4 separate regions of the Mus musculus genome follow, and regions 1, 3 and 4 are each linked to region 2. The links are chromatin loops, found by intact Hi-C in ENCODE. Cell type or tissue: heart. All regions are shown on one strand. Each heading gives the region's core, and the rest is flanking DNA. Links, peaks and the distances in the headings are about the cores only.

The links. Peaks named below come from ENCODE experiments on the same cell type or tissue, not always from the same donor. Only the 100,000 strongest peaks of a DNase experiment are listed, where the experiment ranks them.
Region 1: it touches region 2 in a loop (9-fold over the local background); 7 of 42 quality-filtered maps call a loop at or near these places.
Region 3: a loop joins it to region 2, with 2.1 times the contacts of the local background. A loop is called at or near these places in 3 of 42 quality-filtered maps.
Region 4: it touches region 2 in a loop (11-fold over the local background); 15 of 42 quality-filtered maps call a loop at or near these places.

The regions. Positions count from the first base shown.
Region 1 is chr6:29,389,559-29,395,750 of GRCm38, reverse strand. No RefSeq gene overlaps it. Among named protein-coding and RNA genes, the nearest start is that of n-TPagg6, 3.8 kb to the right of the region's middle. In heart, for the core only: a CTCF peak has its summit at 3,793; no DNase peak of the experiment used is centred there; H3K27me3 peaks cover 1,450 bases.
Region 2 is chr6:29,646,520-29,652,711 of GRCm38, reverse strand. No RefSeq gene overlaps it. Among named protein-coding and RNA genes, the nearest start is that of Gm30896, 26 kb to the left of the region's middle. In heart, for the core only: no CTCF peak of the experiment used is centred there; a DNase peak (open chromatin) is centred at 2,721; H3K27me3 peaks cover 571 bases.
Region 3 is chr6:29,573,614-29,579,805 of GRCm38, reverse strand. It overlaps Tnpo3 (transportin 3), which reads left to right. Exons shown (of 23, transcript NM_177296.5): 6 at 110-285; 7 at 1,205-1,343; 8 at 4,654-4,800. Among named protein-coding and RNA genes, the nearest start is that of Tnpo3, 33 kb to the left of the region's middle. In heart, for the core only: a CTCF peak has its summit at 3,228 (motif pointing left); no DNase peak of the experiment used is centred there.
Region 4 is chr6:29,513,652-29,519,843 of GRCm38, reverse strand. All of the region lies in intron 2 of Gm26627 (a long non-coding RNA gene), which reads right to left. Among named protein-coding and RNA genes, the nearest start is that of Kcp, 8.8 kb to the right of the region's middle. In heart, for the core only: a CTCF peak has its summit at 2,542 (motif pointing left); a DNase peak (open chromatin) is centred at 2,513; H3K27ac peaks cover 665 bases.

The DNA.
Region 1 (6,192 bases), core at 807-5,806, 260 kb after region 2:
TTCTCATGTATTCTCACTCCTAAAGTTTGGGCATGGCTTGGCTGGGTTCAACTCCCCAGGCTACTGGGCTCTCAAGCCCTCCATGTTCCTCAGGAATGAAGCAATTCCCTGCACATCTCAGGCTTATCAGTAATTTCAGCATTGTGTTGAGAGTTACTCTCCAGACACCCCATCCCTTCCTTTTTTTAGACTCTCCTGCTGTGCTCTTCTGACCCTCTGGGCAGCATCAGAGTATTGCCTGCTGTTAAGGTTGGGAAGTATCCTAGTTATCTTTGTATCTTCAGTATCAAAGTACCTGACTCATGGAGTAAATGAGTAACATGGAGCTTCCGACTAAGTTAACAACGCCTTCATCATTTATCCCAGATTTTTAACTCATGAATTTAAACTCACGTTCCCTATTAACAATGATGTCTGCCAGGCAGTGATGGCTCACACCTTTAATCCCAGCACCTGGGAGTCAGAGGCAGGCGGATCTATATGATTTAGAAGCCAGCCTGGTCTACCGAGTTAGTTCCAGGACAGCCAAGGCTACACAGAGAAACCCTGTCTCAAAAACCAAAAACCAACAAAACAAAAAAGTCCAGAAGTCAGTAGTAATTCCTCCCCCCGACCCCCAGCCTGATAATCAGAAAAATGAAGAATTATTTGTTTTCACCTTCTCCCCAGAGGTCAAGCTCCCACTTTAGACCCATGGCTACAGTGATCCAGCCACAGAGAAGAGCTTCCGGGCAAGCTTACTATTTTGCAGATCATCAAGCCAGACTTGGGTAGCAAGGTACAATATTTAGAGATGATGAAATGAGCTCTCATGGGGGGAGCTAAAGGGAAGTGTTCTGGAAGCTCAGTGGTTCTGCCCAGCGCAGCAGCCTCCAGTTCTGTCTCAGCAGCAGGTCAGGCTAGCAGTTGGCAGTGGGTGAACAGAAAGACAGTCGCCATGGTCAGTTGTGACATTCAGGAGTCAGAGCTCTCTCTAGGAGAGCCTGGATCTTGAGCATTAGGACTAAGCTGGTTCCTGGGTGCAGGTGATCCATCACTCACCATTGATCTCAGGGAATGCTCAAGGGAGACTAGAACCAGTCTATTAGTGGGAGGCAAACCCTATTCAGATCAGCATGGGGTTGAGATGAGGGTGAAGTTAGGGAGCAGAAGGGAAGAAAGAGCTTAGCAGCTATGGGGGGCAGGGCTGTCAGGGATGTGTCTGAAGGGCAGGCATGGCAGGTGTGTCCCCCAGGTGATCAGCTGAGAGGGATGATCTGGGTTAATCCTCCTGTAACCCCAGGGTTTAAGACTCAGCCTTACCCCCAATCCCATCCCAGGAGATCATCCCCTCTGAGGACTGATGCAGCCATTTATCCCCCTTTACCCTTATTTCTAGACGCTCAGAGTAACCATTAAAGCATTTTTAAAAGGAGCATTTGCAACATACAGAAAAGTAAAGTCCAAAGACTAGTGTAACACTCCTGTGCACACCAGACTGCTCAGATCTTTTTCTTCTTGCAATGCTGGGGATTGAACCTCAGACCTTTTGCCTAGTAGACAACTGCTCTGCTGCCTTGCTACATCCCCAGCCATGTTTATATCTTACTTTGAAACAAATTTTACATTTGCACTAATTCTTTGAGAATTTTATGAAGGCATTTGAGTCCCCACTCCTCCCACACCCACCCTCTTCACCATCACCTCACTCCCCTACCCCCAGCTTTGAGTTGTCTTCTTGTATTTCTTTTCTTTTCTTTTTAAATGGAGTCCAGTTTGTATTGTCCTCCTACCCTGGGAGCAGGGCCTGCCCTGGAGTATGGACCACCCACCTGGGGGGCTATGATCATTTAAGGAAACTGACTTTCCCTCTCCCAGCAGTAATGTTACTTTTTTACAACTATATTTCCAAGATGACTTATTTGCATATGTGCTGGCATTTTGCCTGCATTTATATCTGTGCACCACGTGTGTGAAGTGTGCAAAGAGACTGAAGAGGGCGTTGGACCCCTGGGAGTGGGAGTTACAGATGATTGTGAGTTGCCATGTGGATTCTGGGACTCAAACCCAGGTCTTCTGGAAGAGCAGCCAGTGCTCTTATTCACTAAGCCATCTCTCCAGGACAATTAATATCAGGCCAAATTTGATTCAAATTTGAAGTAGGTTAGGACAGGGAATAGTGTAGCGACTTGGGGCCCTGTTTGGGTTTAGTTATGCACACTCCCTCTGTCTTGTAATGATGCCCTTGGCAGCCTAGTGCCTTTACCTGTGTGTAAATGTATACACAACCCTCCTCAAACAACACACACCTCAGGCCCCTGCCTACATCAGGCTACGTGTACACTACTCTTTGAACAATAGTTTCAATTTCTTCATCTCTAACAATTATCAAGTTTTTTTTTTTATTCAAATGTATTCCCAAAGAGGTTGGAGAGATGTTTCAGCCATTGAGGGCTAGGCTTACAATAATAATATTTTTTTAAAAAGACAAATATATTCCCAATGCATCTGATTAGAAAGAGCAGAAGAACAGATCCAACCTGAAATGGTTTTGGGGTGTGTGCCCACATAAAGATAAAACTGTGTCGCTGAGTAAACGTTGAAGGAGAATTCCTTGATTGCCATCTTAAGCCTATGTATAATGGTTAAAATTGGAGATGTGTGAGAAATAATTATATGACTTAATTTATTAATCAAAAGAGAGAACAACTTTATACACTTCAGTAACCAAACTTCTTTTCTTGAACACCATAACAAGATGCCTCCTGTCATAACTGGAGCCTGTGAACGGTTTCTCACCCCTGTGTACCCCTGATCCCTACTCTGTGTCTCTCCCTGCTTTATACTGTTTACTTTCCTTTTGAATAAAATTTCCTTGCTACTTTGCAAATCTGTGTCAGCCTTTATTTGAAGTAGAAGCCTAAAATATCGAAAACCCAACCCTGACCACTAGGAACAATCCCATGGTTTGAAAGCTGTACTTTATATGTATATAAGTCACAAAAAATTACATAATTTTGATTTGTGTGGTTTCAACATCCGTCAAGTGTTACATAATCCACTTTCATCAGCTAGCCTTAAAGTTTTACGTATCCACCGTGTTTTACATAGTTCTGTTCATCCTCTAGTGAGCATCTGGGCTCCTTGCAGTTTTCTATAACAAAGTAAATGCTGCAACTGGCAATTCTATATATGCCTTCCCGGCCCTTGTGGCAGACATTCCAAGGGCAAGTAACTAGAGGGGAATTTCTGGGACAAGGAATAGGTGCCTCTAAATTTACTAACTGTTGCTAAGTTAGTCTGTAAAGTAGAGGTGTTGCTAAGTTAGTCTGTAAAGTAGAGGTGTTGCTAAGTTAGTCTGTAAAGTAGCGGTGCCAATTAAATGCCACTGATTGTGGATTTATTTATCTTCTTTATTTCCTGTCTCCCAGTGGTGCAAAAGCTGCATATGCTAGTAGTCTCCTTGTACATTTTTCTTCACCCTCACTCTTTGGAGACAGGGTCTCACTGTATAGCTAAGCAGCTGTGTAGCTCATTGGTTAGCCTAGAGCCCACTATGTAGACCAAGCTGGTTTCAAATGTACAGAGATCTGTCTGTCTCTGCCTCTGATTAGAGGTTGGTGCCACCGCTGTGCACCCATTTCCCTGGATCTTTAAGTCACCATGCTTTTCTAGTAAATAGAAGCCGCGTAGAACACTCCAACTCTTCTTTCCCTGTCCTCCACATTTCAAGCTGGTATTTTGGTTTCAGCTTTGTTTCTAACCCCACTCAGATTCGTCACCATCATCATTATCTGTGGTCTGCTAGCATCACCTTCTGGATACTATTGGTTTAGATTCACTCTGTTTTTTTTTTTTTTTCTTTTCTCTTTTCTTTCTTTTCCTTCTCCCTTTCCTTCCTTCCTTCCTCTCTTTCTTTCTTTCTTTCTTTCTTTCTTTCTTTCTTTCTTTCTTTCTTTCTTTCTTTCCTTCCTCTCTCTCCCTTTCTTTCTCTCTCTCTCTCTCTCTCTTCTTGAGACAGGCTCTTATATAACACACACACACACAGAGAGCTACCAACAACAACTAGGTACTTTTCTTTCTGGGTGATTTTAAGGTCTTTCTCTTCACTTTTATAGTTTTTTTATAGTATTTTATTTTATTTTATTTTATTTATTTATCATATGTAAGTACACTGTAGCTGTCTTCAGACACTCCAGAAGAGGGCATCAGATCTTATTACGGATAGTTGTGAGCCACCGTGTGGTTGCTGGGATTTGAACTCAAGACCTTTGGAAGAGCAGTCAGTGCTCTTACCCGCTGAGCCATCTCGACAGCCCCCATTTTTTTTTTTTTAAACAGTACATTTCTTGTACTTGCTCAGCCTCTTAGCGTGCCTCAGTCTCGCCCATAGCCTTTTAACTATTCTGTCTCAGGTGATCTTCCTATTGCCCACATTTCTGGATGTTTTTTATTCGTTCTATCTTCCGGTCACTACTTCTCTCTGAGTCTAATCTGTTTGGTGCATCCTTGTTGCTGCCCCACCCCACCCACCCCGGCTCTGTTTCTTGACAGGGTCTTATATCTCAGGTTGTCCTGAAACTCCTTGTATAGCTGATGACGGCCTTGAAGGTCTGTTCCTTTTCCTTCCACTCCCTGGTGCTGAGATTACAGATCCACATCCACCGTGGCTTTGTGTGTGCTAGGCAAGCACTCTGTGCTTCATTGCCAACCCTTTAAAAGATTATTTCTATTTTATGTGGTCTTCGCACCATTTGTGTGTGCCTGGTTCCCGTGGAAGGAAAAAAAAAGGTGTAGGATCCTCTATGGTTATAGACAGTTGCAAACTGCCATGTGGATGCTGGGAATCAAACCCAAGATCTCTGACCACTGACCATCTTCCCAGTCCCCTGCTTTCCACTTTTTTTAAAAAAAGATTTATTTATTATTTATTATATGTAAGTACACTGTAGCTGTCTTCAGACACTCCAGAAGTCAGATCTCATACGGATGGTTGTAAGCCACCATGTGGTTGCTGGGATTTGAACTCTGGACCTTCCAAAGAGCAGTCAGGTGCCCTTACCTGCTGAGCCATCTTACCAGCCCTGCTTTTTACTTTTTAATGTTTTATTTTATTCTCTCAACAATCTCTTTCTACTTATTGTGCCCTATTTTCATGACTTTCTTGCCTTGATCTTTCCTATTTGATGTGTGCTTACTCTGTAGTAGTTTTCATATTGTGTCACCCCAGCTCTCAGAGCATTCTTGTTTGCTAGGTTCTATCTATTCTCCTTAGGAGGAATCCCATGGAATAATATTACCCCATCTGGGAGCCGCCCCAAAGATGGTGACGGGATACTACTGGTAGAGCCATGTAAAGGATAGACCGGTAGGGATTCTTGTCTTGTTTTGTTTTGTTTTGTTTTGTTTTGTTTTGTTTTGTTTTGTTTTCAAGACAGGGTTTCTCTGTGTAGCCCTGACTTTCCTGGAACGCATTCTGTAGACCAGGCTAGCTTCAAACTCATAGATCCACTCTCCTCTGCCTCCGGAGTGCTGGGTTAAAGACGTATGGTGCCACCAGCACCCAGCTTTTTATTTTTACTTTATTTTTTCCAGTAGGGATCCTAAGGAGAGCAGCTCTCCTTGGCTGATGAATCCAAAGCATTGATTAGAGGGGCACACGTGCAAAGTAGGCTGCCCTCAAGATTACCCTCAGGACAGATGCTGAAGGAGGAATATTCTACCTGGGTGTGGCTGCAGTAAGGAGGTGGGGCACAGAGTTTATGGCTTAAAAAGTGGCTTCAGTGAGGGCAGGTTTGGCGTTTGGTTATCTGACTTTTCCATTATATTTTTAATTCATTTGTTTAATAATTTCATACGTGTATCCAATATGTTCTGATCATGCCTACTCCCCACAGCCTCTGCCCCAGTGTGTCCCCACCTCCGTCCTTTTTAAATAACTCATTGAGCTATATTCGTGTCACCAGTGTGTGCATGGGTGTGGGGCTCTGCACTGGAGTACGGGCAGCCTACCAGGGGCTCCAAGCCAGAACACGACTGACTCTCCCTTCCCCAGCAGCTCCCCAGCTAGGTATGGGGACAGGGGACAGGCAGTGTTCTGAGCAAGCACCTAAACGCTTGTATCTTGTATCCGTGTCCAGGATGGTTGAGTCCGTAGGAGAAACACATTGATGGTCGCATCACAGAGTTACCAATGCATCTGTACTTCCTGTT
Region 2 (6,192 bases), core at 331-5,330:
CTGAAAGGTTTTTGCCCAAGCTGGGCATGGTGGCAGAAACCATGAATCCCTGGGAGATAAAGCACTGGAAGGCAGACGCAGGTGGATCTTTGTGAGTTTCGGGCTAGCCTAGTCTAATAGTGAATTATTCCAGGACAGCCAGCATTATGTAGTGAGACTGTCTCACAGGGCAGGGGGAGTTAGAGGGGTATGCCAAGTTTAAGGCACCTCACTCACATGTGCACAGACAACTCTGTGTGTGTGCATGTGCGTGTATGTGTGTGTATGTGTGCTCTCACATGTGGGCATGTCACACACAGACACACAGACACACAAACAGACAGACAAACAGACAGACACACACACACACACACACACATACACACACACAAATAAACTAAGAGAAATGGTTGTCTTAGCGTTTCTTTCTGTTGCTGCAACGAAACACCGTGACCAAAAAAGCAAGTTGGGGAGGAAAGGGTTTATTCGGATCACACTTCCACAGCACTGTTCATCATTGAAGGAAGTCAGGACAGGAACTCAAGCAAGGCAGGAACCTGGAGGCAGAGTCCATGGAGGGGTGCTGCTTCCTTCCCTCCCCCTCCCCCTCCCATCTTTTAATATATTTACTTTACATCCCCACCACAGCTTCCCCTCCACTCTCCCCAGTCCTTCCCTCTCACCTCACCTCCAGCCATCCTCCCATACACCCTTCTCCTCAGAAAAGGCTCAAAAATGGGGAGGCCTCCCATGGATGCCAACCGGCCTTGGCGTATCAAGTTGCAGGAGGACGAGGCACATCTTCTCCTATTGTGTGTAGCAAAGGCAGCCCAGCCAGGAGACCGGGATCCAGAGGCTGGGCAACAGAGTCAGGTACAGATCCTACTCCCTCTGCCTGCTTTCTTATAGAACCCTGGACCACCAGAGCAGGGATGGCACCACCCACAGTGAGCTAGGCCTTCCCCCATTGATCACTAATTGAGAAAATGTCTTACAGCTGGATCTCGTGGAGGCATTTTCTCAACTGAGGCTCCTTCGTCTCAGATAACTCTAGCTTGTGTCAAGGTAACACACAAAACCAGCCAGTACAACTGACCGGCTGTCAACTTGACACACAAATATATCTCTATTAAGCCTTAACCCTCCCTTTCTTATTCATTCCCAAGATCTCACATAAGCGCTCTAAGTAACTTTAAAAGTCCCACTTTACAAATTCAAAACACATTAGAATTCCAGTCCATTTAAATTACCAATCTCTTTTAAAACCCCAAATGTTTTAAATTTCAAAGTCTCTCTCAATTATGGGCCCCCACAAAAATACTTTCTTACTTCAAGAGGGAAAAATCAGGGTACAGTCACAATCAAATCAAAGCAAAACAAAATTCCAATTGTCCAATACCTGGGATCCACTTATCATCTTCTGGACTCCTTTAAGGGGCTTGGGTCACTTCTCCAGCCCTGCCCTGTGCAGCACACCCAGCTTGTCTTCTAGGCTCCAGCTGGCTCCACTCCATGGCTGCTACCGTTTCTGACAGTCATCCCGTGATAGCACTGACAGCATCAAAACGCTGAGGTTTCTGGCTGCAACTGGGTTACACTCTCACCAATAACCTCTCATAGGCTCTCTTCATGGTGCCAAGCCTCAAATCCTTTGCATGACCCCTTCAGTCCTGGGCCTTCAACTCCCACTGAGGCTGTACCTTCACCAATGGCTTCTCTGACCTCTCACATTGCCAAGCTTCAGCTGCTCTTCATGACCCCATTCATGCCTTCAAAACCAGTACCACCTGCGTGACTCTTACACTACCAAGCTAGGCTGCCAGAAAGAGATACAACGGTGGCTACCTCTGAGAACACAGCTTCTGTGCTCCCTGGAGGTCAGAAAAAGCCATTGGATCTCCTGGAATTGGAGCTACAGATGGATGTGAGCCACTGTGTGGGTGCTGGGAACTGAAATCAGGTCCTCTGTAAGAGCAGCAAGTACTCTTAATCACTGGACAATCTCTCTAGTCCCTCTTACACCTTTCTTCTACAGCCCAGGCACACTTGCCCAGGGATGGCACTATCCACCACAGGCTGGCCCTCCTATAGCAATTTGTAATCAAATAAATACCCCATAGATGTGACCATAGGCCTGTCCCATGTAGATAATTTCTCAACTTGGGTTCTCTCTGACCAGGTGTGTCATGTTGACAAATGAAGCTACCTGTGACAGGCATGGTCAGATACACCCTCATGTAAAATACTAGAAAGGTATTTATATAGGTTATTTGTCAGTTCCTCTTATTCTGAAAGAGGAAGAGAGGGAGGGGAGGGAGGAGGGGATCGCATAAGATGGGAGTTGTTTCATGTTGCAAAGCCGACGTCAGAGATATACAAAAAGACTGGCATTGGGGAACTCGAAAGGGTGGTAAACCAAGTATGGCTGCACATGCTTAATGCGGCACATGCCTAACCCCAGCCCTCGAGGAGTGGAGGCGGGGAGAGTCAGTTCAAGGTTGTCTTCGGGACATGAGACCGAGGGTCAAAATGAACTAATTAGGTAATGCTCGATTAATAATTAACAAAATAATTAACAATTAATTAATTGATAATTAAAAAGAAGAACGAGACGGTAAATATCTGCGGTGAAATCCTTTTTCATCCACCTTGGATCAAGGAGAGACTCCACAGAGCCTGTTTTCATCCAGGCTGTTAGTGCTTGTCTTCACGTGTAGTACCTCTCGCAGTCACAAGAGGGCGGTATGGCTCTTGGTTGGCGTTTAGGGTGTTGGCTGGGATGGAAGTAACTGAGAAGCCTGGTTTCCTTTAGTGCCAATTTTCTTGCCAGATACGCCTTTGTCTCCTCCTACTAATAGCAAAGCTAGGAAGAAACCGTGGAGCTGGGGGGCTGGGAGGTCTTTTGTATCTTTGATGTTTTGAAATGAGAAGTGGAGGTAGCAAGTTTCACCGGCCTCACAGAGGTATATGTTGCCCAGGGAGGCCTTCAAAGGGGGGAATACTGACTTAGCATGGTTTCTGTGCCTTGCTTTGTTTGAGTAGGGAGGGTCAAGACATGGGCTTCAAGTAGGCCAGTCTAGCCTTGAGGTCAAGTAGCTGAGGATGACCGTGATCTCCCCTCCACACACTCAGCCACACAGTAGATTCTTCAACGCCAGGGGTGGTCCATGCCTTTAATCCCAGCACTCAGGAGGCGGAGTCAGGTCAGATCTCTGAGTTCAAGACCAGCCCGGTCTACAGAGGGAGGTCCAGGACAGCCTGGGCTAAACAGAGAAACTCTTGTCTCGAAAAACCAAAACCAAACCAAACCAAAAAAGCTGCTGCCTGTTATTAGATGCTCTGAGAGCTGGAGCAGGAGAACAAAAGTTCCAGGCCAGTCTAGCCTACATAGCAAGAGCCGTCCCAAAACAACAAACCAAACATCAGGCTGTGGTGGTAGCTCCGTTGGCAGCGCACGCGAGGCTCTGGCTTCAGTGCCCAGCATCACGTGGAAAAGCCGGGGTGTGGTAGACACACATTTACTTACACACCAAGGCCATCATTTCGCTTACTGTTTAGAGAGTCTTCCTTTTTCCAGGCTTCCTGCCAGGTTCATCACCAGCCCCATCGGAGTCACACATCGCAGCCAGACGGACGGACATAAAAGGCCGTTTACTTCCATCTTTCTCCTGTCACGCCCGAGTGTACCAGGATCACCTGGGTACCTGTTGAAATGCAGACCAGGTCCCAACCCCAGAGCCACTGAGAGGACGACTAGAAACCCCACATAGGGATTTAAATAGGGGCCCCTCCTCCACTATACCCTCATAACTAACCCACGAAGGTGAAATTTTGAGTTCTTGTTTGGTTCAGCATCAAATTGTAGAAGAAGAAACAAAACTCAAAAGCTGAATGGGTTACCCAAGATTACCCAGCAAGCACATCATTACGGTTTTTGCTTTACTTTTTTGGTTTTGTTTTTGTTTTTTGAGAGAGGGTTTATTTTAGTAGCCCTGGCTGTACTGGAACTCACTCTATAGACCAGGCTGGCCCTTAAACTTAGAGATCTGCCTGACTCTCCCTCCTGAGTGCTGGGATTAAAGGCATGTGCCACCACTACCACCTGTTTGCTCTACATTTCTTTCTTTCTTTCTTTTTTTTTTTTAAGTTTTTTAGATTTATTTATTATTGTATTATTATGTACACTGCAGCTGTCTTCAGACACCAGACATGCCAGAAGAGGGCATCAGATCTCATTAGAGATGGTTGTGAGCCACCATGTGGTTACTGGGATTTGAACTTAGGACCTTCAGGAGAGCAGTCAGTGCTCTTAACCGCTGAGCCATCTCTCCAGTCCCATTCTCTATATTTCTTAAAGCTAATCTAGACCAGAGTTTTAAATAGATAGTTCACAGAGTCTGCAAGTATTTGGTTAAAAGGATTTGCCTAAAAGAAAAAGAATCATTATTATTTATAATTATTATAACATGAATCAGGACTGTCATTTTTATTAATTAATTAATTAATTAATTTTCCAAACAGGGTTTCTCTGTATATCCCTGGCTGTCCTGGAACTCACTCTGTAGACCAGGCTGTCAGGACTGTCATTTGTAAACTATCATTTCTAATGTTCAAATCACCACAGAAGTTCCACCACTAGGGGTTGGAGAGATAGCTCTGTAGTTAAGAATACTGGTTTCACTTCCAGAGGACCCAGGTTCAGTTCCCAGAACCCATGTAGCAGCTGACAACTTCCTGTATCTCCAGTACCAGGGCAATCAGATGACCCCCTCCTGGCTTCTGTGAACACTGTATGTCCATGGTGGACAACATAATGCAAAATGCCCGTATACATGAAGTAAAATAAAAGCAAAGATAGGATGGAAACTCTTGTTATACTTAATTTCTCTTTAATCTAAAGGCAATGTAAAAGGACATATAGGAGTTTTACATTTTCTTTTTATTATGTTATGTGTGGGAGTATCGCCTGCATGTATGTATATGTCTCAAGCATATACCACCCAGGTCTGAAGAGGTGTTAGATCACTTAGAACTGGAGTTACGGACAGTGGTAAGCCATCGTGTGGGCACTGGCAATTGAACCTGAGTTCTCTGTAAGAACCAACAAGTGCTTTTAACCACTGAGCAAGCTTTGTAGCCTCAACATAGAGTTTCTGATGAATACTTTCAATGAATAAGGCTGAAACATAAAAAGCCATTTGGAGAAATAAATGGACTTCAACCCATGCTTCATATCATAAATAGAAATTAGGACATGAATCATAGACTGATAGGTGAAATCTTGAAGTATAAAACTTCTAGTAGAAAAATCTTGGGGCTGGAGAGATGGTTCAGTGGTTAAGAGCACTGACTGCTCTTCCAGAGGTTCTGAGTTCAATTCCCAGCAACTACATGGTGGTGCTCACAACCATCTGTAATGGGGTCTGATGCCCTCTTCTGGTGTGTCTGAAGACAGCTACAGTGTAGTCACATAAATAAAATAAATAAATCTTTAAAAAGAAAAAAAGAAAAAAATCTTGTGGTATTAAACAAGATTTCTTAGTATATTAAAATATTATCAATAAACAGTACATTTAATAAGTTGTACTTTATCAAAATTAAAATTCTTTTTTGGGGGAGTGAGGTGGGGTTTCTCTGCGTAGCCCTGGCTGTCCTGGAACTTGCTTCACAGACTAGGCTGGCCTTGAACTCAGAGATCCACCTGCCTCTGCTTCCTGAGTGCTGGGATTAAAGGTGCTCACCACCACCACCTGGCCCCAAAATTTAAAATTTCTATCAAAAAACAATTATAGCCATGCATGGTCACATACATCTATAACCCCAGAATTCAGAAGGAAGGCGCAGGAGATTAGGAGTTCAAAACCAGCTTTGTCTACAAGAGATATGTCTCACATAAAAGAAAGAAACAAATTTCAAATATTGACAAGGATGTGGAGAAAGAGAAACCCTTTATTCACTGTTAGTAGGAATGTATATTAGTATAATCACTGTAGAAAACAATATGGAGGTGTTTCAAAAAGCCAAAACTAGAGCTACCCCATGACTCTGTTCTACCACTTTTGGGGCATTTACATGAAGAAAATGAAGTTGGTATACAAAAGAGATACCCACATACCATGTGCGTTATAGCACTATTCACAATAACCAGGATATTCATAAACATAGGTGCCCATTAACAGATGGATGAATAAAGGTGTGTGTGTGTGTGTGTGT
Region 3 (6,192 bases), core at 590-5,589, 73 kb after region 2:
CACCTTGTCTCATAAGACAGCACAAAACAGTTTTCAGAAGAAGGTTTAAATGTTTCCCTTGGACTGCAGTGGTTCTGATTTCTGCTTCTGCATTCCTTCTGTTTTCCAGCAACAAGATAAGACCTCATCTAACCTACACGAAGCTGCTTCAGACTGTGTATGCTCAGCTCTCTATGCTATTGAAAATGTAGAGACTAACTTGCCATTGGCCATGCAGCTTTTTCAGGGAGTCCTGACATTGGAGACTGCATATCATATGGCTGTGGCACGGGAAGATTTGGACAAGTGAGTAATTGTTGGAGTCTGGAGCTCTGGGTTACCTACAGCCTGTGGTTTTTCAAATCTTTGTTAGTTCACCCATCGTGTTTTGATTCTCTGTGGCTTTGTGAATATAAAGTGCATGCTATCTGAAGTGCCATCTTGGATCTGGGAGAGGATTAATTACTACCAGTTAGTGATTGTATTTTCTTAACTCTTAAAATGAGAAGACTATAAGAAATAGTCATAAACTTTAAAGCATCTAGTTGAGGGGCTGGGGAGATGACTGAGTGGTTAAGAATGGGCTATGCTCCTGCAGAGAACTTGGCTTTGGCTTTTAGCACCCGTGTCTGGACCCTCACAACTGCCTATAATTCCAACACTAGGGAATTCAGTGCTCTGTACCATGAACATTTGCATTCACACATGCGTATACCCACAGAGAGACATATAACCTAACAAAAACGACCAAGGTAATAAACATTTTTGAAATGTCTGATTAGGAATTTTAGATTTTTTAAGATTTGGTTTTGTCCTTTTGTATGTGTGTGCGCACACACACATATGAATGCAGGTGTCTGCAAAGACCAGAGGCATTGGATCCCGAGCTGGAGTTATAGAAGGTTGTGAGCCAACTTATGAGGGTACTGGAAATCAGACTCAAGCCCTCCAGCAAGCAAGTGATCTTAGCCACAGAGCCATCTCTCCAGAACCCTAATTTGGAATTTTTATTCAAACATTTGTTATAGAGAATATGAATCGGCTTACCATTATATATTTATCTGTATAGATGTGAATATCCTAAGCACAAGCATTTGCCCCAGAGATTATGGTACCCAGAGTGAGTTCTTCACTGGATGGGCCTCAGCCAGGAGCCTTAGTTCCTTTGACTATGAGTATGTAAAGCCCAGACTCTTGACCTGGTACTCTCATTCCACCTCCACAGAGTTCTGAATTACTGCCGAATTTTCACCGAACTATGTGAAACTTTCCTGGAAAAAATTGTCTGTACTCCAGGCCAAGGTCTGGGAGATCTTCGAACTTTGGAATTGCTTCTTATCTGTGCAGGCCACCCTCAGTATGAGGTAGTATCTATACTGTGTTAAGGCTGTTATTCTCTGGTTATATATAGCATATTCTGTTTACCTGTTGAGAAACTAGAGTCTTGTTTTGAATTATGTGATCTGAGAGTTGCATCTGGATTTACTTTATTTTTTTCAACTTCATTATGTGTATGTGGGGTTGGGGAGCAGCACACGTGCTAGTGTGAGTGTGAAGCAAGGCAGTGTCAACAGTCAGTTCTCTCCTACTTTCAGGGTGGCTTCAGGAATTGAACGTGCCTACTCAGCATGTCCCTTTACCCAGTGAGCCATCTTAGTGACCCCATGATTGGGATATTTTAAAAAACCGTGTTTGGGTTCTGGTTTATTTTGTTTTGTTTTCATATTTGGTTGTCAATGTTGACTGGTGTAGTCGACTCAGACTCTAACAGAAGGAAAATCTATTATCTTTCCACTGTTCACACACACACACACACACACACACACACACACACACACACACACCGGTTCCAGGACAGTCAAGGCTACACAGAGAAGCCCTGTCTTGAAAAGTTTCCTTTTTTTTACCAGGCACATGCCTTTAATCAAAGCACTCAGGAAGCAAACGCAGGAGGATCTTCATGAGTTTAAGGCTATCTAGTGTACATAGGGAGTTTCATTTTTTAAAAAAAATACTCCTTAAAAATGAATGAATGAATGAATGAATAAATAAATAAAAGCCAGGCATGGTGGGACACGCCTTTAATCCCAGCACTTGGGAGGCAGAGGCAGGTGGATTTCTGAGTTCGAGGCCAGCCTGGTCTACAGAGTGAGTTCCAGGACAGCCAGGGCTATACAGAGAAACCCTGTCTCTGTATTTTAAAAAAAAAAAAAGGGGGGGGGGGTTATGAGTTGGATATGTTGGCACATGCCTATAATGCCCATCATTGTAGCACTTGAAGGCCTAGATGGAGGATCAAGAGTTGAAGCCAAGGGCTGGTGAGATGGCTCAGTGGGTAAGAGCACCCGACTGCTCTTCTGAAGGTCCGAAGTTCAAATCCCAGCAACCACATGGTGGCTCACAACCACCCGTAATGAGATCTGATGACCTCTTCTGGTGCATCTGAAGACAGCTACAGTGTACTTACATATAATAAATCAAAAAAGAAAAAAAGAGTGAAAGACTATGGTCTCGAACTCTAATTTAAAAAAAAAAAAAAGAGTTGAAGCCAACATGGGCTGCATTGTGAGCACCAGGCTAGCCTGGGTTACATGGAGGCTATATTTGTTAAAATCATAATTTTCTTAAAGACACCCCTTTGTGGTGCTGAGGATCAAACTCAGTGCCTTGCATGTGTTAGACAAATTGATACCACCAAGCTACATCCCCAGCCAGCCCTTCCATTTGTTTGTTTTAGAGCTTCTGTGTATCCTTGCCTGGCGAACAAGCCTGATAAGGATCCTGTCTCCATCTCCCAGGTGCTCAGATAATAGGCATGTACTGCTATACTACTTACAAATGTCCTAGATTTTAGGGGCTGGAGATATGGCTTAGTGGTTAAAAGAACTGGCTATTCTTCCTGGGGACCCAAGTTACTAGAATATAGCTCCAGTCCCTAGGGATCCATTCCCTTTTCAGGCCTTTATGGGCATTGCATTCACATGATGCACAGCCACACATAATGACAAAACATATATACACATAAACATAAGTAAGAAATTTATTTTTTTCCTGGAGTTTTAGAAAGTTCTTTATTCAAGAAATTATACTTCCTTTTTATCTCTTAAATAATAAAGGGGTGGGGGGGCTGGAGAGATGGCTCAGCAGTTAAGAGCACTGACTGCTCTTCTGAAGGCCCTGAGTTCAATTCCCAGCAACCACATGGTGGCTCACAACCATCCATAACGAGATCTGGCGCCCTCTTCTGGTATGTCTGAAGACAGCTACAGTGTACTTGCATATAATAAATAATAATTAAAAAAAAAGTTTAGAAATAATAAAGGGATCTGGAGAGATGTCTCAGTAGTTAACAGCACACATACAGCCCTTCCAGAGAACCCAAGTTCAGTTTCCAGCACCCGTGTCTGGTGGTTTACCACCACCCAGTAACTCCAGCACCAGCAGGATGTGATACCTCTGACATCCCTGGGCACCTGCACTCACCTGTACTTATTCCCCCCCCCCCCCATGTACACATAAACATAATAAAAATGAACCTTTGGATCGTCTTTACTTTTTTTTCCACCCCCCCCCCCCCCCCAGCTGAGGACCAAACCCAGGGCCTTGTGCTTGCTAGGCAAGCGTTCTACCACTGAGCTGAATCGCCAACCCCAATCGTGTTTACTTTTAAAGGAAAAAAAAAATAACAGCTGGGCAGTGGTGGCACACACCTTTAATCCCAGCACTGGGAAACAGAGGCAGGTGAATCTCTGAGTTTCAGACTAGTCACAGAGTAAGTTTCAGGACACCCAAGGCTACACAAAGAAATCTTGCCTCAAAAAATGGTGTGTGTGTGTGTGTGTCTTGGGTTGCATTTCATTTTAAACAGCTTTTCTTTGGATCCTTAATGGAAAGGAGCGACATCAGGTTGTTCTATGCTTGTTCTTTTTCATTCCTGTGGTTCTCAGCACAAGCAGGTGCTTTTTGCTTATCTACAGAATCTCCCAAGGAGTTGCAGATTGGGTAAAATTTAAAACACTATAGCCCTATGTGCTAGCCGTCACTTCTGAAGTAGCCCTGTTTGGAAGCTAGTGGTCATTGATTTCCCTACATTTCTATTTACCATCACTCATATTCATGAAAACAGCCAAATGAGGGCTGGGCATGATGCCTTGAATCCCAGCACTTGAGAGGAGGAGGCAGGAGAATAGGGAGTTCAGAGTCATTCTTAGATACTTAGTGACTTTGAATTTAACCTTGACTACATGAGACCTTTTCTCAAAGTGGGGGAGGAGTGGGAGTGTAGGATCGTAAGGAGTTACAGTTGGCTAGCCTGGGAAGAAGTCTTCTGATGTGAGCATAATTAAACATTCCAGAAGTTTGGGGAAACTATGCCTTAGAAGACACATGTTTAGTTTTCTATAGCATTTAATATGCTTTGGGAAAAGTTTTCCCCAAAATAAATAGAATATAAAGCTAGTCATCTAACTGGATGTTGAGGCCTACTGGGAAGATACTTAGGAGGAAACATAACAAACCTGTAACCGCGTAGAGAAGGTTCTTAACGACGAGGTGGGCGTATGTTGTGGAATAGTGAAGAGTGTATGTCCTTCCTGTATGGTAAATAGTAACGAAACTGTTCTTTCCTCTCTTCTTTTCCTCCACAAATAAACCGTCTTCTTTCTTACCTAACAGGTAGTAGAAATTTCCTTTAACTTTTGGTACCGACTAGGAGAACATTTATACAAAACCAATGATGAAGTTATTCACAGCATCTTCAAAGCGTACATTCAGAGGCTGCTTCATGCCTTGGCTCGACACTGCCAGTTGGAACCAGACCATGTAAGCACCCTTGTCTACTTTAAATTCCTACCTTTTGGTTTAATTTGAAAAATTGGGGAGGGGAAATTAGGTAACAGATCTAACAATCTTTTTGGGTTTTTTCCACTTTAGCTTACAGCGAAGAAGTCAGTACTAGTATAATAAAAATTAGACCTCTGTAGAAAGGTTGTTCCTACTGAGCCAGCAATGTTTATAGGAATTTGCTGTAATGATGTTATAGAAAATGATTACCTATGTTCAGAAACTTGGTGAACCACTCTACCACAATTAATAGTGATAACTTCTGCAGTAGTAATAGTTAGGATAAGTGGTAAAAATCAGTGTGGAATTCTGTACTGTTTGCTTGGGCCTTCTTGTTTTTGTGTAGTGCCAGGGCCAAAACTTAGACCCTGAGGATGCTAAACCAGTGCTCACCTGAGTGCATCCCAGACCCTTGGTGGTTTGCTTGGTTTTTTGTTTCTCTTTGTGTTGAGACAGGGTCCACTGTGTAGTGCTGGCTGGCCTAGAATTTACTATTTTGATCAGGCTGGCCTCAGGCTCAAGAAATACACCTACCTCTGCCTGCTACACACTGGGGTTAAAGGCATGTGCCACCACACCTGGCTTTATCTGTTTGTTTGTTTTTGAGACAGTGATTTGATATGTAGTTGAGGCCAATTTTGAACTCCAGCCTCCTGATTGCTGGGCTTACATACAGGTATGCACCACCACATCGGTTTCTATGTTCTACTTTGTTTTTAATAGTGTAGGATACATGGTTAGGTTAAAAACTAAGATTGGGGGCTGGTGAGATGGCTCAGCAGGTAAGAGCACCTGACTGCTCTTCCAAAGGTCCTGAGTTCAAATCCCAGCAACCACATGGTGGCTCACAACCATCCGTAATGAGATCTGACTCCCTCTTCTGGTATGCCTGAAGACAGCTACAGTGTATTTACATATAATAAATAAATAAATCTTAAAAAAACAAAACAAAAAAACTAAGATTGAAAAATGAAAAACCACGTGTAAAGATGTTGAGAATTATCACTTCTCTCCATGTATGTATACAGTTTCTTTATATTATAGTCATTTAATAATTTAAAAGAAAATATATAGACATTTGCTTAGAAGAAAACATATTAGATACACAGCATAATTCATGGGAAAACTCTTGCACCTTCTTTGTGTAAGGCCTCTGTACATTATGTCTCCGTTATTTGACCTTTCTGCTTGGTTGTTGAGTGGCTGTGGTCTAGCCCCTGGAGTAAACTTAATTGCTTATAACAGTGAATCTGACTTGCTAGTCTCTGAACTTTTCTAAACTGGGGATCCCTAGTTGTTGGAATATTCCACACAAGCCGCTCTAGTTCAGGGCAACACTAAGTAAGTGTGAGCACTGCTCTTTGCCAGTTC
Region 4 (6,192 bases), core at 475-5,474, 130 kb after region 2:
TTCCCTCAGCCATGTATATGTATATATGTATGTATGTATAATGTGTGTCACACACACACATATGTATACATGTATATATGTGTACATGTGTGTATATATGTATATATATGTGTGTGTGTATATATACATATATATATATATATATATATATATATACATATATGTGTTTAGAGAGAGAGGGAAAGGGAAAGAGAGGGAGAGGGAGAGGGAGAGGGAGAGGGAGAGGGAGAGGGAGAGGGAGAGGGAGAGGGAGAGGGAGAGGGAGAGGGAGAGGGAGAGGGAGAGGGAGAGGGAGAGGGAGAGGGAGACAGCTGCTGCAGCTTCCTTTCCCACAGTTGGACCCTAATATTGTGTGTGCCTCAGAGGTGGTTTCATGCCCTTGAGATGTTGAGGCAAGCAAGAAAGTGAGCTGCCTTACCTAGAAAGAGACCCTTGAGAAACCAGGGAAGTAAAAAGAGTGTGTCAGGGAACATGGGCTTGGCTGCTCTCAAAGCAATGGTCAGCAGTGAAGGGAACAGTGTCTTTACAGAACTGAGCTGCCTTTTACACACACACACACGTACACACAAACACACAGACACACAGACACACAGACAGACACACACACACACAGACACACACACACAGACACACACACAGACACACATAGACACACTGAGAGACACAGAGAGACACACACACACAGACACACATAGATACACAGACAGACACACACACAGACACACAGACACACAGACACAAACACATACACAGACACACAGACACAAACACATACACAGACACACAGACACACAGACACACAGACACAAACACACAGACACAAACACACACACACAGGCACACACACACAGACACATGCACACCCGTATGTAATTGAATTTAACTGTAAGTAAACTAAAAATAACCTATAGAGACAGTTTCATGTGTGCTGACCTCAAACATACCTGTTTCTGGGTGCTGAGATCGTAGATAGGCACCACCATACCTGGCTCTGGGGAGTAAACCCAGGCCTTAATGCAAGTTGGACAAACATGCCAACTGAGCTACTGCAGCCTTATCTCTAAAAGTAAAATTTGAGGAAATTTAAGCCAGGCAATATGGTATATACTTGTATGCCCAGCGTTTGGGAGATAAAGGCTAAATAATCAAAGCCAAGGTTTGTCTGCATGCGACTCTGTCTCAAAAAAAGGAAAGAAGGAAGAGGAGGAAGTGGATGATGAAGAAGAGGAGGAAAGTTAAAAAATATTAAAAACAACTCTACCTGGCTTCTCTGGGTTATGCTCCCACTCGCCTGCCCATGGGTCCCTGTGGATCTTGGCTGCTCAGCTTTAGCTAAGCTGAGGTCTTAGAAGGACATGGGTGTCATTGAACAGAGGGTAGCTTTGTAAAGGGGACATCCACAAAGGCCTGACCTGGGAAACAAAAAGCATTTGGGAGATGCCACCAGTGGTGGGCCAGCCCTCCTGCAGGAAGGCTGCCCTCAGGAGTTGGGGTACAACCAGGTGTGGGCAGAGAAAAGAAACCCTACTTCTCTTCTTTTGAGTTCCTAACTATAGCAGATAACTCTTGCCAGACCTCGAACCCACAGAGCGTCTGGTCATGTAGGCAATGTGACTACCTGTTTTGAGTAAGAGTAAGGCAGGAAAGGTCATAGGATGGCACAGGGAAGGGTGGTAGATAGAGAGAAGCTGAAGCCACTCGGGCAGAAGCCTTTAGGACCCAAGGTTACCCCAAGCTTCACCCAAATATGCCAGCCTTTTGCAGGCTGGGATTTCCTGATTGGATAAGGTTGTGAGTGGATGAAAAGCCGCCGATTCTTGAAGGCTGTAAGAACCAGGTGAGTGGTTTCCCAGGATTCCCAGCCTTTCAGGTCACTAGGGTCACTTTTCTGAGGACTCACTTCTGGGCCTCATATATATTGTGGACATGAGAAGGGATCAGGGTGGAATGGGGACCTGGGTGGCTGTGTTAGTTGTTTTTTGGTTGCTATGACCAAATATGTGATGGTTCAGGGCACAGTCGGCCATGGTGGGGAAGGTGTAGCGGCAAGAGTTTTAAGCCACTGAGACCTCACTGCACCTACAGGTGAGAAGGCAGAGAGAAATGAATGCACCCCTCATTGCCCCTCTTATTTAGTCTAAGAACCCAGCACATGGGATGATGCCCCCACATTTGGGACAGTTCTTCCCTCCTTAGTTAAGCCTTTCTGGAAACACCGCCATACACACATCTGGAGGTATGCTTCATGGTGATTCTAAATCCAGCCAAGTTAACAATAAAGATGGGCCACCGCAGTACCCCTGCCAGGCACTGAGAAACCTGCAGGCCCTTCCTGGATACCTCCCCAAGGGATGGGTCCCTGAGAACTGCTGTCTCCATCTGGGCTACTCAGGGACACAGGCTGAATTTCTGGGACACAGCTGGGTGTCAGTTCCTCCCGAGATGGGAGAGACAGCTGTATGCAGAACTATTGGCCTGTGGTTAGTGTAGCATGCATACGTGCAAGGCAGTTGCTGAATTCCTCCTTGCACGCCCCCTGCTGGGAGGAGCAGAGAGTGACCACAAGTATTTTCAGGCTGCCTCGGAGACAGAGCTGGTGGGCAGCTGGTCGGACTGAGACTTGTCTCCTGCCCATGGCAGGACAGAGGTGGGTGTGGCACAGCTATAGGCACCTGCACAGGTTTGCAGGTGTGTTCTCTCTCCATCACACCACCACAGACCTTGGTCTGCTTGTAAGTCACACCTCTAGACCCACCTTCGAGGGTCAGAAACTGAGGTCTGAGGGACAACCCTCTAACTGGGAGGGAGGCTGAGGGACAAAATGGGAGGCAGAAGGCCTATGTCTGGTCTCCTCAAGAGTCTCTGAGACATTGGGACTCTTCCTCTACCTTGAACCAGACTTGGCAGGTAGCAACTTTGGTTACAAGGTTTAGGATTCCAGGAAGCCAAGCATGGTTGAAATGAGGGGTGGGGGCCTAGGTGAAGGTTAAAGGACAGAGCTCTAAAGAGTAAAGAATTCAGGAGCCTCCCACAGTCCCTTAATCTCAGTGTTTCTTCCATTCAGACCCTGTGGTCTGCCCTTTATTCCGTGGCCCGTCTTAGAAGGCCCCAGCTCAGATCCTGAATTCTATGAACCTCAGTAAAGGGGAAGCTCTGCTGGGATAACCCTGTGGGTGTAAGGCCCTAGATGGACAGCTCAGGGGTTCTTTCTGGTAGGTGTTCCAGGGAAGGATAGCAGGCAGTAGTGGCGGTCACCAGGGAACCCTGAGAGCAGCCAAGTCATATGTCAACACACATGTTCCTAAGGGCATTGGCAGTGTCCTGACTCCTACAGTCCAGGGTGATTCCATGAGTATGAGGCCCTCCCCATCTCGTCAAAGCTACAGCTCCTGCATCACTACTGTGAGCATCTCGGTGTCTCAGTTCTATTTCCTGGGGACCTTTGGCCCAAGGCTGTCCTTCCTTAGGCATATCCTGTAGACAGCCTGCCTAGTGGGGACAAGAAGGCGATACAGTGCACTGCCCTTGGGAAACCATTGAGAGAATAACTAATGTGCTTGGGTCTTAAATGTGACCCAATGCAGGTATGTTTAAGGCTTGGTCTCCAGGTAATGGTGTGAAGAGGTGCCAGAAACTTCAAGGGCAAGGCCTGAGTTGGAGGAAGTATTAATTGATGGTGTCCTCTAATGAGCGTATCATTAATTGCTGGTATCTTCTAATGAGCGTATCCAGACCACAGTCCCTTCCACTCTCCAGCATGGTGGTGCACGGCTATGATCCTGCACTCGGGAGGCAGAGGCATGGCTTGAGGCAAGAGTCTAGCCCTGTCTCCACAGTGAGGTGAGCCCACCGAGAAAGCTAAAACGTCCCGTTAGATTGGGGAAAGGACTTGGTTTTCACTGCTTCCTGTCAGCACTGGACTAGAAGTCTCAGTTAATACAGCAAGACGAGGAAAAGACAGACGACATTCACAAAGTGAGGAGAAGATAGAACAGTCCCCGCCTGCAGATGATGCAACTGTCTATGTATTAAATGTGAAACTCTTTTTTAAAAAACTAGAATTATAACTGCTGATGAGGTAGGATAGAAAGGCCAGGAAAATCATGTGGAAATGAGAAGGGGCCAGAAGATCCCCACCCCGGATCCAGCTGAAGTCTTTGCCAGCAGCAGGGGAAAATTCCAACACAATTAGCAGCTACTTGAGACTGTCTCCCTCCCCAGCCACGAGCCTGCCATTTTCTAGGAATCTTACCAAAACCTCCCATTTACAAGGAAAAGATGTGTCTAAAACTCCTTAAATACCCACCCCCTCCCTAGTGGCTTCTGGCTACCTTATCAGGTCACAATTTCAGCAAGCCATCTCATGTGTCTTTTATTCTGTGAGAAAGAGAAGGGGAAGATGGTTTAGCCACCTTTTGAGATGTGGCTTGAGAGTCAATTAATAACCTATATGGCCAGTGCTAAGACAGATAACTACTTATGTTTTTTTTGGAGAAGCCTGTTAAACCGTATTGAACATGTCTCTCCTCAGGTCTGACTTCTGGGGCCCCAATCAGTCATCCAGGGTTAGGGATGAGAGGAACCACTGAATTTACGATTCCCCACCTCATCCTTGGACTTAGGGGCAATAGGAGGTGAGGCCCCTAACATGTCCATCCAGGAAGGGGCAGAGATAGCAAAGACCTTTGGGAGTTCACCCAGCACAGTGCCAGAGTCCCCAACAGAGGGGGATTAAGTTGTGTTGGGGAGCTGGAGAGAGTCACAGAGACAAACCTACTGACTCCTGAGAATTTTAGTAATGCATTCAAGTTGCCTTATTGGTTTTTTTTAAAGATTTATTTATTTATTATAAATATATACACACTGTACTTACATATAATACTGTCAGTGTCTGAAGACACCCCAGAAAGGGGGCGTCAGATCTCATTACAGGTGGTTGTGAGCCACCATGTGGTTGCTGGGATTTGAACTCAGGACCTTCAGAAGAGCAGTCTTAACCGCTGAGCCATCTCTCCAGTCCCTGCTTTATTGTTAAAATATAAACTACTAGCCGGGTGTGGTGGTGCACGCCTTCAATCCCAGCACTCGGGAGGCAGAGGCAGGCAGATTTCTGAGTTCGAGGCCAACCTGGTCTACAAAGTGAGTTCCAGGACAGCTAGGGCTATACAGAGAAACCCTGTCTCGAAAAAAAAACCAAAAAAAAAAAAAAAAACTGCTAGCTGAATATGGTCTTTAACTTAGTCATAATTACAGTGAAGAATACAGATTCTAGATGTGTTAGCCTATTACAGGTACTCCATAGCACCACACGGTCACCTGGTGACATAGCCCAGATACAGAACATATCCACCAACACCAGAAGTTCCACTGAATCACCCAGGAGGCATTGGAGAGTCTGAGAGTGGGGCCTGAGGGCCAAGAATGAGATAGTGAAGGGAAGACACTTAGCGGACAGCCGCATTCCCACCCCTCCAGTCCTGTCCTGTTACCACTTAGCAGCTAAGAGATTTAAATTCCAGTGAGTCTCCAGTGGCCAGTCAAAAGAGACTGGGAAGATAGTGAGATGAACCAAGTCTGACACCCGAGTTTAATCCCAGGACCCATGTGATGGAAAGAGAGAACTGATTTCTAAAAGTTCTCTGATGTCCACGTGTGTGACATGGTGCATACATGTCCCCACCAATAAATGAATAACTATTTAAAAAGAGGAGCTAGTGGACTGGAGAGATGGCTCAGCGGTTAAGAGCACTGACTGCTCTTCTAGAGGGGCTGAGTTCAATTCCCAGCAACCACATGGTGGCTCACAACCATCTGTAATGGGATCTGATGCTCTCTTCTGGTGTGTCTGAAGACTTCTACAGTGTACTTACAATATAAAATATAAGTAAATAAATCTTTTTTTTTAAAGAGAGGGAGAGGGAGAGGGAGGGGGAAGGAGGGGGAGGAGAAGGGGGAGGGAAACAGACCTGCCTGGCCTCCTGGGCTGGTGAAGCTCTCTTCTTTGGTTTTAGAATAGAAGGCTTGGAGATCATTGCCAGCTCTAAAATATGCCCACCCACCAGGGTTGGCTACAATGTGAACTTCAGCAAAACTACATTGTTCTCTCACAAAAGCAAGCAAAACAAAACAAAAGCCCCCCAAAACAAACAAACACAAGCACATTTCTAAGATCCCAGCAGGTTGTAGGTGCTA